2 separate regions of the Homo sapiens genome follow, and region 1 is linked to region 2. The links are chromatin contacts, found by Hi-C in ENCODE. All regions are on one chromosome and are shown on one strand. The core of a region is the stretch at or near the end of the contact, and the rest is flanking DNA. Distances in the headings are between cores, read along the strand shown.

The links. Hi-C counts contacts between places; a loop is a spot of excess contacts on that map. Pooled maps may share reads with other maps.
Region 1: a map of CD4-positive, alpha-beta T cell shows a loop between it and region 2 (3-fold over the local background). The contact joins the promoter of TXNDC5 here to the promoter of CAGE1 in region 2. A Hi-C loop is called at or near these places in 2 of 168 maps with a recorded cell type or tissue (CD4-positive, alpha-beta T cell and naive thymus-derived CD4-positive, alpha-beta T cell) and 14 of 50 pooled maps.

The regions. Positions count from the first base shown.
Region 1 is chr6:7,905,984-7,913,360 of GRCh38, forward strand. It overlaps TXNDC5 (thioredoxin domain containing 5), which reads right to left and starts at 4,805. Exons shown (of 10, transcript NM_030810.5): 1 at 4,531-4,805. The coding sequence starts at 4,793. All of the region lies in intron 4 of BLOC1S5-TXNDC5 (BLOC1S5-TXNDC5 readthrough (NMD candidate)), which reads right to left. RefSeq lists silencers at 3,880-3,969, 4,170-4,289, 4,660-5,089 and an enhancer at 6,930-7,079.
Region 2 is chr6:7,385,504-7,392,895 of GRCh38, forward strand. CAGE1 (cancer antigen 1) reads right to left here and starts at 4,239. Exons shown (of 14, transcript NM_001170692.2): 1 at 3,699-4,239; 2 at 1,476-1,693; 3 at 282-369. The coding sequence starts at 1,670. RIOK1 (RIO kinase 1) reads left to right here and starts at 4,305. Exons shown (of 17, transcript NM_031480.3): 1 at 4,305-4,570. The coding sequence starts at 4,500. RefSeq lists enhancers at 3,918-3,977, 3,988-4,037, 4,168-4,587, 4,191-4,977.

The DNA.
Region 1 (7,377 bases), core at 3,555-6,054, 520 kb after region 2:
AATCCCAGCACTTTGGGAGGCCAAGGCAGGAGAGCTGCTTGAGCCCAGGGGTTCAAGACTGGCCTGGGCAACACAGTGAGACCCCCATCTACAAAAAATTTTAAAAAATTAGCCTGGTGTGGTGGCACACACCTGCAGTCCTAGCTACCTGGGAGGCTGAGGCAGAGGGATCACTTGAGGCCAGAAGTTTGAGGCTGCAGCGAGCTATGATCACACCACTGCACTCCAGCCTGGGTGACAGAGATTTTGTCTCTTAAGAAAAAAAGGATTTAAGCCGGGTGTGGTGGCTCACACCTATAATCCCAGCACTTTGGGAAGCCGAAGCAAGCGGATCACAAGGTCAGGAGTTCGAGACCAGCCTGACCAACAAGGTGAAGCCCCATCTCTACTAAAAATACAAAAATTAGCTGGGCATGGTGGCACACGCCTGTAATCTCAGCTACTCAGGAGGCTGAGGCAGGAGAATCGCTTGAACCCGGGAGGCGGAGGTTGCAGTGAGCCGAGACCATGCTATTGCACTCCAGCCTGGGCGATAGAGCAAGACTCCATCTCAAAAAAAAAAAAAAAAAAAAAAGAAAAACAGACTTAAAGGTAGCACTGAAAAAGTCTGCTTCAAGTTAATGTGTCTTCCCTAAACAGCACTTTCTTGGCCAGCTAAGAGAATCCCTGCTTTATGAGATACTCAGATACAAAAAAAAAAGCACAATGAAACTATACATGCAGATTTAACTTCTGTAGATTCAACAAAGTGAGTTTATGTGGCGGGGGAGAAGGAAACAAGAAAAAAAAAAAGGCAATTCCCACAGAACCCTGAAGTGTGTGCAAGCTGGGAGATGTGAGGTTTTTGTTCCTCAGCAGGCCTTGGTTCCTACATGCTTCTCATGGCATGAGCATCTCTCCGACTACATTAAGTGTGACCCTGCTGTCTAAAGGCACAGGTTTGAGAACTAGTCCATTTGGTGTTTAACCAAAGAAGCCATGATAGTTCTAATGCTGGAGGAAACGCTGGCAGTGGGGACTGACTGACTGACTGGGGCGGTGTCCAACAAGGCACCTTCCTAAGGGACTGTCAAGGGCAGTTCTGACCTTCAGGGGACTTTGATCAGATATGCTCATTCTGGAACTTTAGAACTCCTCTGCAATCTTGACAAGGTTTTGTTTTGCTACTGCTTTTTTTTTCCCTTTTTTTTTTTTGAGAAAACACAAGATTAGATTAAGAATGAGAATAAACAATAAATAAGTTTGTGGTGCGCTAAATCAAAACTGACCATTCTGGGCCATCACCAAGTTGGGCGTGCCCTTGCTCCTGGCTGTGATGGGGCCACAGGTGCTATCTAGTCGGCCCTGCGGCTACAGCACCCAACTCTGAGACAGGCAGCTGCACTCAGAAGGTAGCCTGTGGCCAAGAAGTAGAGCAAAGCTACCTGGTCCAAATCTTGACCTCACTGTCACCAGGTTCAGGGTGACTCACAAACTGGCCATACAGAAGTTGTGACCTGATGTTGGCAAAAAATCTACAGCAGCAGGATAACCCTGCAGAAGCCAAGTGCAGGGCAAAAATACACAGATTGATGTTTTTGTTACAGGGGCCCCAGCCCCTTAATCACACGTGGGCTTTCACCACTCCACGGCAGCTGAAACTGGAAAAAGGTATGTGTGTGTTGAGGGGGAGTCCACTGAGTCTTCTATCTGAGCTCCAAACGCTCAGCTCACCACTCCAGGACCTCCTTCCCTCTCCTGCATAGACCCCTCCAGAGTCACCACCTTGCTCTCAGCCTTACAACTTACCAAAGTGTTGTGCCAGGTATTGTTGGTCCTACTTGATCTTGCCCCTGCTGACCTCCCATTTGACTCGCCGCCCACTCAGCCTCCTTTCCTGGCAGCCTATTCGTGAGCCCTACTGCAGTATCTGCAGTTTTCTGAAAGGGCCCTCTTAAAAGTCCAACTTAAACACCATCATAGAAACCCACATATCTCTGTTTAAGTATTTGTAGTAGACTATCAAGAAGTCAACAAATATGCCAGGTGCGGTGGCTTACGCCTGTAATCCCAGCACTTTGGGAGGAAGAGGCGGGCAGAACACGAGGTCAAGAGATCGAGACAATCCTGGCCAACATGGTGAAACCCCATCTCTACTAAAAATACAAAAATTAGCTGGGCGTGGTGGCACGCACCTGTAGTCCCAGCTTCTCAGGAGGCTGAGGCAGGAGAATCGCTTAAACCCAGGAGGTGGAGGTTGCAGTAAATCAAGATTGCGCTACTGCACTCCAGCCTGGCAACAGAGCAAGACTCCATCTCAAAAAAAAAAAAAAAAAAAAAAAGTAACAACATAAAGCTAATTATTCTGGAAGCATCCAGCTAAATGTCTACAAGCCACATATAATGGAAAAGGAATTTACTTAATACCAAGTGCCCAGATGTGCCAGTTTTCTCTCACTCAGCCCAGGACTAGCTGGTATTTATTGCAAAGATTCTAAACTTAAAATTCCTTTGGCACTGTGGGGACTTATTACATCTGCATGTCAGTTTTTCTTTAAAAAAAAAAAAAAAGTAAAGAATGGGATGCGATGGCTCATGCCTGTAATCTCAGTACTTTGGGAGGCCAGGGCAGAAGTACTGATTGAGGCCAGGAGTTTGAGACCAGCCCCGGCAACATAGCGAGACCCTGTTTCTACCAACTACAACAAAAACAACAACAACAAAATAAGCTGGGTGTGATGACCTGCGCCTGTAGTCACAGCTACTTCAGAGGCTGAGGCAGGAGAATCACTTGAGCCCAGGAGTTAGAGGCTACAGTGAGCTGCGGCTGCGTACCACTGGTTTCAGGCTGGGTAACAGAGCAAGATCCCATCTCTAAAATAAATAAATAATGAAGAAAGAAAAAAGAAAACCCATCGACAGATGTATTCCACTGAAATAGGCTCCAATTAAGTAGTACACTTAATTGAAATAGTTGCTGAGAATACTCCCGAACAAAGAGAAACTGTTAATACTGCCTGATTGTTTTATGTTACAAAGTAATTTCTAAACCATTGGAGTTGTAAAAATTCGAGTCAGTTGGTTCTTAGGAATGTGAAACATAATGTACTTCATATACACATTGTTAATAAACCCACAGTGGCCCTAAAAGTTGATTTAACTCCAAATGAACTGAAACGCAGTAATAGCCTGAATACAAGGTTAAGAGAAAAACGTTTCTCCCAGTTTGAAAGGTACAATTTCTGAACTGGCCATTTTTCTTAGGGTACCTTTTCTCTATGCCTCCCTACATCCCTTTCCCAAGTGAGCCTCTACTGAGCTCTGGGGAAGAATACCAAGTTCTGCAACAAGAACCTGCAGGCTATTCCAACCTCTCAAAGGTCTTGTGTCCTAAAATTATGGCTTTCTGCTCTGGCCTGTGGTCACTTCCCTTCCTCGGGGCATCCCGGCACTGGCAGGAAAGCTGTGCACATGCTTGTGTGAATGACAGGAAGCTCTTCCGTGGGATGAGTGCCAGGGTAGGGTCTCTCAGGTCAGCAGCGAGGCCCACACCAAAGCCTCGCCCAGAGAACCAAAGCAAGAGGGACCATCTGCTCAACGGAGGGGCTTTTCCGATCTCACACATAACAAGTGACCTGGACCCGAGAGAGCAGCAGGGAGGTGACAGGACAGCCTGGAGTTGAGGACCAGTGGGCTCCGTTCAGAGATTACATCCACCCTGAGCTGCAGGGGGGCGGAGGGGTTCCAGAATTCGCACTACCTTGGTCTTCCCGGGGTAGCTCAGCAACCCTCCTCTGCCCGGACCACTCCTTCCTATCCCACAAAAGACGCACAAAGTGGGAAACCACACCTTCCTGGGTTCTATTTTTCAGTTAAAGCCTCTGGAAGGGGACGTGCCCGCAGTCTGTCCCAGCCGACCCCGGTGGCCGCGGCAGCAGCAAGGCCGCTCTGGTGAGTGCACGTGGCCCACGGGCAGGCCGCGCGTCCGGCCGGCACAGGAAGTTTGGGGCGCTGGGCAGGGACCGCGGGGTGACATTTGGACTCCCGGCTGCCCGAAAGGGCGACGACCCCACCTTCCCCTCCCTCGGTGCCGAGGTGCAAGAGGCGGTTGAATTCAGGAGCGCGGCGCAGGGCGGGCTTTTCCCGGCTGTCCCCTAGGGGTCCGCCCCCTCCTCCCGCACCGCCCCGGCCGCCGAGCGCCACGTCAGCCGCCAGTGCCCGGCCCGCTGAGCTCACGCCTCCCGACCCGGAGCCCCAAGCCCTCGGTCCCCTGCAGTCCCCGGCTCCCGGCCCCGAGCCGCGGCGCCCGCGCCCCCCGCTCCCCGCCAGCCGGAGCCCCGAACCCGCAGGGTCCCCGCGCTCCCGGCCCCGCGCCCCCAGTATTACACCCCGCACCCCTGAGCCCCGAGCCCCGCGCCCGTAGCACGCACGCCGCAGACCAGAGCCGTCGGCGTCCACGTGGCCCCGGGACCCCCCGCCCGCGGCGCCCAAGCGCCCCACGCCCCGCGAAGCGCCAAGTGCGGGGCAGGGCGCCGGCCTGCGCGGCGTTACCAGGGCGCGAAGAACATGACGAAGTGCGCGGCGCTCTGGATCCCGTGCGTGAACATGTCGGCCGTGTACAGGTGCTTGCTGTGCGGGTCCTGTCCGTCCTCGCCGTCTGCCGCGGGGGGCCCGTCCGCCGCCGCCGCCGCCGCCTCCTGGGCCCGGGCGCCCCAGCGCCCGCCGCCGCCATGGCCCAGCAGCAGCAGCAGCAGCGCAGTCAGGGCCGCCGGCCGGGCCAGCAGCGGGAGGAGGCGTCCTGGGCGCGCGGGCATCGCGGCGGGGCTGGGCGCGCTCTCGCCGCGGCCTCCGGTCCCCTCGCAGCGCCCGCCCCGCGCCCCGCCCCGGAGAGGCCGCGCCCCTTCCTCTCCCCGCCCGCCCGCGCCGGCGCGCGACCGCTACCCGCCCGAGCCCCGGCTCCGCGCACCGGCAGGGAAGGGCTGGAGCGAGGGACCGAGTCTGGGAGAGCCTTCCGAGTCCGGCCTCCTGCCTTCCCGCCATGGGACGGCTCGCCCCAATCCCGCGAGGCTCCTGCGCCTCCGCAACCCAGGCCCGCACCCCTTTCCCCAGGGGCCCGCTCTGCTCAGAGCGGCGGTGAACACACGAAGTAACGATGAGGCCAGCGGGAAGCCACGGAGGGGCAGGTCAGCCTCGGCTAATCTCAGCTCACACAAGCACCCCGCGATTTCAGGCCAAAGGAAGGAGAGAGCTGCTGTCAGCAGAATATAGGAAATCGGGCAAAAGACGGTGGGGTTTGCACCTGAATTAGTTAGATTCTTGGCCAGAGCTCAACTGTGATTCTCGACCTGGGCTCAGAGGGGTGATGAAACCCGCTTCCCAAGTGAACCCCTTGCTGGTTACCCCTGCCCGGCCTCAACTCAGGGATGAAGAGGAAAGAAAGTCAAAGCGGCCTCTTCTAGACAAGAAGGCACCTAGCAGGACTGACTGGGGTCCTACTGTGCCCTCATTTATGCCGGTTACTAAAATGAATGACAGCACGCCTGCTATGGCTGAACTCAGCCTGTGGAATGGCCCGAAGGCATCCCTGCCCAGCGACTCATAACTCGCACCTGCACACACACCTTACAGCAGATGGTAATCGAAAGCTCCAGCCCTACCCCGGGGATCTGAAGCTAAATTAGAATCACCGGGTTGCTCTCCGGGATCCTGCCTGCTCTTTGATTATCCTCAATCCAGGAAGCCCCAGGTAGTTAACTCCTGGCTTGGCAACAGGGGACGCGCCCACTGTCTCACCTGTCATTATTCTGCTCCCGCCTTAGGCCCAGCCACTTATGAACCTTTAACCATGGGTTGCCAAACACCAAAACCATCAATCTCCCTCCAAAGTCTGTTCTTCCAGCCACTTAAGCTTGAAACATGGGAGGCATCTTGTATTGCTCGCTCTTTTCCCGTGTGTCTCAAAATTCAACCGCATTTCCTGTAACCATGATTTCCTTCCAGCATTCTCAGTGTTCATACCCTGAACGGAGACTAAGCCTGGCCTATTGCAGTAGCTTTCTAAGAGTCTCTTTCATTCACATGGCTGGAAAATTAATTTTCCTAAAGCCTGCCTTTGACCAAGACAGTTTGCTGCTTAAACTTGGACCAAAACGCCACCACTGTCCCCATGGCCTTGGCCGATGGGGTGAAATAGTCATGCCTGGGGCAGCCATTCAAGGCCTTCCGTGATGTGGTTGCATCATGCTTTGTGTCCCTGTGAAACTCACTCAACACTAGAAATCCAGGGATTCTCTCCAATAACTGTTATTGCCAAACTCTAATCCCTGTGTTCTCCAACACCTCAAACCTCCCAAACCCTTCCACGGTGCTGTTGGGAAATTCCCACAAGCATCGCCATACACTCTTACAGCATCAGTGTCTTTCGTTTTTAACTGAAACACAGTTCTAGGAGCTCTCTCAAGTGTTGGCTGCTCATTCTTTCACACCTGGAGTCCCTCAGAGCCAGGAAGTAAAGCTGATGCCTTCCTGGTTCCCCATTGCTCCTTCCAAATCCTACAAAACCTTCAGTACTCCTTAAATTGATGCCACTGGGCATGGCACCCTCTTCCCTGCCAGTTCCTGTCATTCTTCCACATCACTCTTCCTGGTTCAGTGAAGACTTTGGTTCCTGGCTCACAGTGTTCCTGGCCACCCCTTTCCTGTCTTTCATTCCTGGCATCTTCAGCATCCAGGTGGATGCTCCATCTACCTTTCCCTCAGTAACTCACACCCAAAAGGGAGACCCTAGCACTTGTCATCACCAGCATCTGCACCATCTCCAAAATCTGAAGGCATCCACTCTGCCCAGCACCTCCTCGACTGTTTGCTCAAGAAACCCATTTCTGCAATGCTTCTTTCTCATCATGACCTCTGAGCTACCCACCCCACCATCTTCTACAATCCCCTCGCAGCCCAACAGACTGCTATGTCTTCTCTTGCCTCTTGGCCAAGTTACAGCCCATGGAGTCTCACCCTTCACTTCCTGCCCTGCCACATTCTCCCCACAGATGCTGGTGAGCTTTGTCTCTCTGGGTTCCCTGTGCCTTCAACCAGGTAGCCAGACTCTGCTGGAGAAAAATCGCACAGTCAAGCCGCATGTCTCCTTCACACTGGTAAAAATAAGCCTTAAATTCCTCCTCACCCCTGCCCTAAAACTGACTACCTCTGCCTAGGCAGTGTGCTGCCCCACTCTCTGAGATGCTTCCATACTTCCACTGACACTGCTCCTCCTCTCCTCTCCCCACCCCACCCTGTCAGTCGCCATCCTCTCAGCTGCCAGCTTTATCTCATGTTTCTGAGAAAAATGAAGCCAAAAGCATGAGCTCCCTTATCCCTCCCCCGCCAAATCTACACACCCCT
Region 2 (7,392 bases), core at 2,989-5,488:
TTTTTGTGTCTGAGTCTGAGACTTGATCACGGCTCATTCATTTAAAGCTACACAATCCTGGGCAAGTTACTCTCTGAGCCTTATTTTCCTTATCTGTAAAATGAAGATAAAAACAGCCCTTACTTCAATTTTTTAAAATTCTTATTTCAATAAGATTTTTTTGTGGATTAAGTGTGATGATGTATATAAAGTGCTTAGCACAAAACCTGGCTATTGTTACTATCACGGAACACAAAAAAAAGTTTCTCTCTTTTGCATATTGCTAACAAGTAGATACTTACCATTTAACAAATTGTCTAGTGTGCCATAAGCATCTTCACAAAGTGTGGATTCATACTCATTTTCCCTTTCAAAATTCTTTATTTCGTTCTGTATTAATAAAAAAGGCATCAATACTTCAAGCAAACATCACAAGCTTCTTCTAAAGGTATTTGCACATTGTTACATAATTCTGCTATTAGAATATTTCATTACATAGGTAGAATGTGCTTTCTAGTATCTTTCCCCAGCATGTATTTGGCTCCCTTTTAGTAAAACTATGCTAACAGAGTCCCAATATTAAACAACAATGTAACAAATAGCTTGTTATTTTAATATTTTGGTTTTTTGGTAAGTCAAATCATGTGACTATAAACTTAGGGATACGTGATAGCATATTTATGTATTGATAATTATTTGATGTTTATTAAATCTAGTCTAAACAGCATTAAGATGGTTATTTCAGTCTTTTAACACTGAAGATATATAAAACAGGCATATATCTTTGATGTATTTTTATAAATTCCTATTTAGTGGAATCAGATGTCACTGACTATCAAACGTTTAGCACAACACTCATGAAGATATTGGGACATTACAATCTTTTATTTTTTAATAAAGGGAGCTAGGCATTTTCATGAAGACAGGAAAGTTGTCATTTATATGCAGGGTGCTGTCAATGTCATTATGAATGACAACTGAATCATTTGCATACTGATGTAAGTGGAAGATGCATTAGACTAGAAGTCAGGTTCCTTGGGCTCTTGTCCTGCCTCTGACTGAATTGGTCACGTCCCCTGGCTGCACTCCTGGCTAGAAAGGATCAGTTTTAACACTGTGTGTAAAAATGTACCTTGCTCTCTCGCATAGGCTGGAGTGCAGTGGCGCGATCTTGGCTCCCTGTAACCTCTACCTCCCAGGTTCAAGTGATTCTCCTGTCTCAGCCTCCAGAGTAGCTGGGATTACAGGTGCTCGCTTCCATGCCTGGCTAATTTTTATATTTTTAGCAGAGATGGGGTCTCACCATGTTGCCCAGGCTGGTCAAAATGTATCTTACGCTAGCGAAACTGGGAAAACCAGACCCTGTATTCCCCTCCTTTATGTGTCCACCGAATATTGTTTTATTGTTCCTTATAGTTTTGAAGAAATTTTCATATGGAAGACAATGTGAATTCTGAATACATCTGAGCCTCCTGGAACTTATAAGCAATGCACACCTGAGGCAAGTCACAAGTGGTGCCGGTGGTTTCCATACAGATTGGAGAATGTGAAAGCATTACACCTTGAGAAAGATTGCTGACATTCATGGTATCCGATTCTGACATGCTTTCTACTTTTTCATGAGAAGTATCCACTTCAAAATGTACAGGATCTGAAGGTGATGACCAAAATTTTTGATAGTCCTTGTTCATAACTGTTGAACAATAGAAGACTTCTTTAAAAAAAAAATGTGTCTATTAGTAGGTATAAACAAAAAGTTTTTTCCCTATCCCTCTTCTCATTAAGAAAGTAGCAAAGTTCACTGCCCTTATTTGAAATGTCATTTGTCAAGTTATTAGAAAAATTAAAAATTTTAGTCTGAGTATACCGTAATTTGGTATGGTAGTAAATACTGATTTGGAGAAAAACAAACAGTATTGGCTACTATCCAATAACTCCCTAGAAGGCTTTGGACCTAGAAGTGAAGGGATCTCTGTGTTATTTAATCAAGGATATTTACAAAATATTATCAGAGACCTAATAGTTTCCACAAAATCCTGGATTTTTATTTACTTGATACCTTCCACTTGAACACCTCACTACCAAGTCAAACCCAGCATTGTAACTGTTTTCCCTCCTCACTTTCCTATACTGCGCCTATTCCCTCAGGTACATGTGTTTGAAAACTGGACTTGTCTTGGCATCCCTCTACCTCATCATGCATGGCTATTCAGATACCAAGTCCCGTCCATGTCTCCTTTAAAAATGTCTTTCAGGGCCGAGCGCGGTGGCTCACGCCTGTAATCCCAGCACTTTGGGAGGCCGACGCGGGCGGATCACGAGGTCAGGAGATCGAGATCATCCTGGCTAACACGGTGAAACCCCATCTCTACTAAAAATACAAAAAAAAAAAAAAAAAAAAATTAGCTGGGCGCGGTGGCGTGTGCCTGTAGTCCCAGCTACTCTGGAGGCTGAGGGAGGAGAATGGCGTGAACCCCGGAGGCAGAGCTTGCAGTGAGCCGAGATGGCCCACTGCACTCCAGCCTGGGTGACAGAGCAAGACTCCATCTCAAAAAAAAAAAAAAAAAAAAAAAGTCTTTCAGTAACCTGTGCTTTCTTTCCATCCCATGTTGCCACACTGGTCCATATTCTCCTGACTTCCTCAGGCCTGTCCAGAGCTCCAGAGCTGAGAGTGGAAAGGATGGCCACTCACATTGATTCTATAAATTTTTGTCCTTCCAGGCCATCCATAGCCTGGAGTGACATCCCCTACCCGGTACTCCCCTGCTCTACTCAGATCAGGCTCATTTCCCTGCAGACAGATAATGTTCCTTACGAATTAAGCTTCAGTCATCTGCCCTGGCACGTGCTTCTCTCCTAAAACCTTCCCATCTACCCATTCATCTATTTTCAAAATTCCTACAATGTCTTCAGTCTCTAAATCTCTATCTTACAATTCAGCACTTGGTGATTTCGTTTACTGTTTTAGAGCTTCACCACTGTTTCAAGGGTGTTAGTGTTTGTGTTTACAGATCATAAATGTCTTGAGAGGAGCATACTTAGGGCTTTCCAATATCCCCTACTGCAAATGGACCAGTGCTGTCTACACAGCAAATATTGATTGAATAAAACCTGCATTCCAATGACTTATTTCTATCAAGCTCTTTCAATTTATAGTCATTACTCATCTGCCTGGATTCTTTTATTGAATTTCTGAATGAATAGTTTATTGAAAATTAGTTGTTTTCAAACCTATGTCATCACTTGGTAAAATATAAAAAAGTAAGCCAAGCAGACCAGTCAGGATCAGTGAAAGGCCCAACTTTATGCTCACTTCTCCCTTGTCTTTCAAATAATGCTGCCTGGATTGTGGTGAGATCTGAAAAATTCTTGCTTTGTTTTCCCAATGCAAAAAAGCGCAAAGGCCTTGTTTCTTAGTTTTCTTGTTTGTGAACCCAGCACTTCCAATTACATTTCTACAACTTTGTTCATCCCTCATGTGGCACTGCACAATCTGCCAGTTTACCTTTTTAATTTAAAGTTAGACTATTTTTTCCATCTTTCATTTGTCCTTACAGGTTTATGTTGGATTTTTAACATATTTATCAAATGTTTGAATAGATGTTCCAGAGACATTCTAAAGCTGTTTTAAGATAGGAGTTAAAAGAGGTGTCACGGGAGTTACTCGCAAAAACTATAGTTTTGTTTAAAAGCTTTTTCAGTTGTAAGACAAACTTTACCTTTTTAAAAAGCACTTATCTCATTCATTTTTCACCTCAAAACGAGACACCAAACTTTTTAAGACACAAAAGTGTGCTCACTTCCAGGATCCATAGTTTCTTGGACCCACGCTACGGACCTGGCTCTCCCTCCCTCTGCACCGGGTTTTGTGGGAGGGAGAACGCTTTCCAACCTCCTCCACCAAGGACTCTCACAAACTCGCAATCGGGCTCCCGGAGTGCTGGAACGCCCCTGTGTGACGTCCGCCCGCGCCGGGGGAACTCCGCAGAGACAGGTGCAGCCCGCGAGGCCCGAGCGACCCTACTGTGGGTGCGGTGTCTTCCCAGAGAGTGGTGAAGTTAGGAAGGTACGACCCCCTAGGCCGAACAGCCTGTGGGCTAGCTGGCGCCTCCTGCCGCAGTAAACACAAAGTGGGGTACAGAAACGAAAACTCCGGGAAGAAACGGCCAGCACGGGCCTCGCCGTGCCGGCTACTCAACACGCCTTCCTGAGAGCACAGAACATCCACAGCCCTATACAGCGCGCCATCCAGAGAGCTCCGGACTCCCAGCTCGGCGCAGGGGCGGGACTTCCGCTCAAGTCAGACTTCCGGGCGAGGCGGTGAGGGGCTTCCGGTTGGGGTGGCAGGGTGGTGGATCTGTCGGTCCCGTTTTCCCGTCGCACGTGGTGGCCACTGTTGGCTTCTGAATGGTTTGCAAGGCGGATATCCACGCCAAGGCCTTTGGATCGGCCGTGGGTACATCCGTCTGAGCCGTTCCTTTCCATCGCAGAGCGGCGGCCTCCGGCGGCGCTCTCCAGTCATGGACTACCGGCGGCTTCTCATGAGCCGGGTGGTCCCCGGGCAATTCGACGACGCGGACTCCTCTGACAGGTAGGCGGCCGTACAGTGCCCTGGCTCTGGGTACGGCTCTCTCCTTGACCGCCCCCTTGGGGTGTGGACTCTTGTTTGCGGTTTAGAGGGAGACTAGTGGTTCATCACTCAGCGTCTCTCTTGACAACCCTTTGCCTGTTTCTGCATCCCAGCTGGGTTTTTCTCCCAGTTCACGCGGCAGAGTTAAGTGAAAGCTACTTGTCAAGGGAGTCTGCGGTTCTCAGGTCGGTTAGCGTCACTGGGAGGCAGAGTTGGGGATAGCGATTAGGAAACATGGGTTTTTGCGTTTTAACCACATTTAGCGTTCAACAAATACTTACTAAGCACTTAATATGTACCACGTTCTGTCCTGGGCGCCGGAGGTAACAAGAAGAACCAACTTCCTGCTGTCATGGAACTTTACCTTCTACGTGAAAGAGAGGGCACACCATTTAAAAACCAAATAATGATGTAGACTATGCAAATCGTTTGATATACCAAGTGGTGACTGAATGGGTAGGGAAAGGTTAAGTCCAGATTTGAATGACAAGGAGCTAATCCTGGCAAGAGCAGAGGGAACAGCATTTCACACAGAAGGGACAGCAAGAGCAAAGGCCCCGAGGCCAGAGTGCCTAGAGCACAGTGGAGGTAGTTGAGAAGATTGGTAGGGTGATAGAGAAGTAAGAAGGGGGGCCAGATCATGGAGACCTTTACAAGTGATGGTGAAAAGTTCAGATATTAATGTGGGTCTTATGGAAAGCCATAGGAGGGATTTTAGCAGAAGAATGACATTATTTGCTTGGTGATTTAAAGGAATCATTCTTTCTAGGTAGATGATGTTCATGGAGGGTGGGAGTGGAACAGAGAGACCAGTTCAAAAATAATAAGGTAATCAGATTCAAAGATGGTGGGGACTAGAGCCCAGATCCTAAAGATATGTCTTGGAGGTAGAAGTGGCAGCGTTTGGTGGTAGACTGGACGTGGAGTCTGGGGAAAGAGGGATGAAGGATAACTCCTGCCTAAAAGCAAAATGAAACATATTGGAGTTATTTTGGAATTCCAAGAAAACAGCTTGTACTTTATGTTTACAGTAAGGATTCATCACATGCGGATTTTGTTAATTATTGGGGATGTTTTCAATAAATATATGTATGTTGAATGCTTTCTGTGAGTCAGATCTAGTCTTAGGTGGTAGGGAGGCATTGGTAAATACCATCCTGAATGACACAGAGCTTGCACCCTAGCAGGGGAAACCGATATTATTAAATAATTAGACTATTTGTATTCGAATTGGGTAAGTAGTACAAAGGAGAAGTGGGGGAAAAATAGGGAAGACTTCCTTGAGCAAGTGATAGTGAGCTGATACTTGATGGATGAGTAGGGGTTAGCCAGAGAAAGAGGAAGGGCATTCCAGTTTTATGGTTACGGAGAAGTGTACAAAAAGCTTTAGAGAAGAAAAGCAGCAGAAGAAACACAGCCAGCATAGCTAGTGGGTAGTTAATGGTAATGAGAGGGCACTAATTTACCATCCACCCCAGGGTATTGTAAGGATACACCAGTGATTTTCCATTGGGGAAGATGTTGCCATCCCGACTTCTACCCAGGGGACTTTTGGCAATTTCTGGAGACGTTTTTGTATGTCACAGCTGGGGGTGGTGGTACATTAGTGGCATCTGGTAAGTAGAGGCCAGAGATATGCTGCTAAAAATCCTACAGTGCAGAAGACAGTCCCCCACAACGAAGAATTATCTGGCAAAGTTACAACTTTAACATGCCACTCTAGGCAATTATATATCAATCTGTGGAGCATATGTATGAAGTCCTGGTAAGTAGCAAGTGTTTGATGATTGTCTGTTTTCTTCCTCCACATGTCCACGGGGAACCCTCAGAGCCATGGCTAATTAATAAATTGGGATTGATAATCTGAATTTACTTAAACTCGTCTGTTTTTCAGCTGGTATCTCATATTATCAGCTGCTTTTTTATGGTTTCTGTCCTTTTCTGTACATGAGAGGTAAAAACTGAGTCCTCTGTTGAATTTGGCCTGCAGACATGTTTTGTTTGGTATGCACAATTATTTGTAAAAATTGACTATGCCAGTGAAGGGATAGATTTTACACAGAAATCCAGACTTACAGCTTCACTTGAAAAATTAAGATCTGGTAACACTAGGCCTGAATTCTAATATGGCAAAAAAAAAAAAAAAAAAAGCCCTTACTGGTTGTGCTCCCTTTACCTTGGACCTCTTCTCCCAGTTTGCCAGTCCCCACTTCTATTGTGCAGCCTACTTCTCTCATTTGTAGTGCCTGGTCCCTGTATTCACCATTTCTTCCCATCATGAACAGGGATGATTTGGATTTCTTTGTGGAACACAAATCTTGATGTAACTTCTTTTATTGCAAAGTGTTATCGAGTTCAAAGTAAGACTGCCTTAGACTTATTCCCAAATTTTTTGTCAGAAAGCTTTTTTTTTTTTTTAATTACAATTTTTTTTAGAGACAGGGTTGCCCAAGCTGGAGTACAGTGGCACGATCATGACTCACTGCAGCCGTGAACTCCTGGGCTCAAGCAATCCTATGGCCTCAGCCTCCCGAGTAGCTGGGATCAAAGGTGTGAACCGCTGCACCAGCCTTTTTTCCCCCTTTCTTTTTTCTTGTTTTACAGAAAGATTTTCCTAGAGATTTTCTAAAGCAGCTCTGCGAATGATTTTCCTAGAGTCAAGTCTGGTATACTGGTCTGAGTTGTTTATTCAGCAGAGAAGATAACAATATAATTTCTAACTTTAACAAGGCAGAAGCAGATTTAACTTGATGTGCTTCTTGAATAGTAGGCTTTGGGCATGG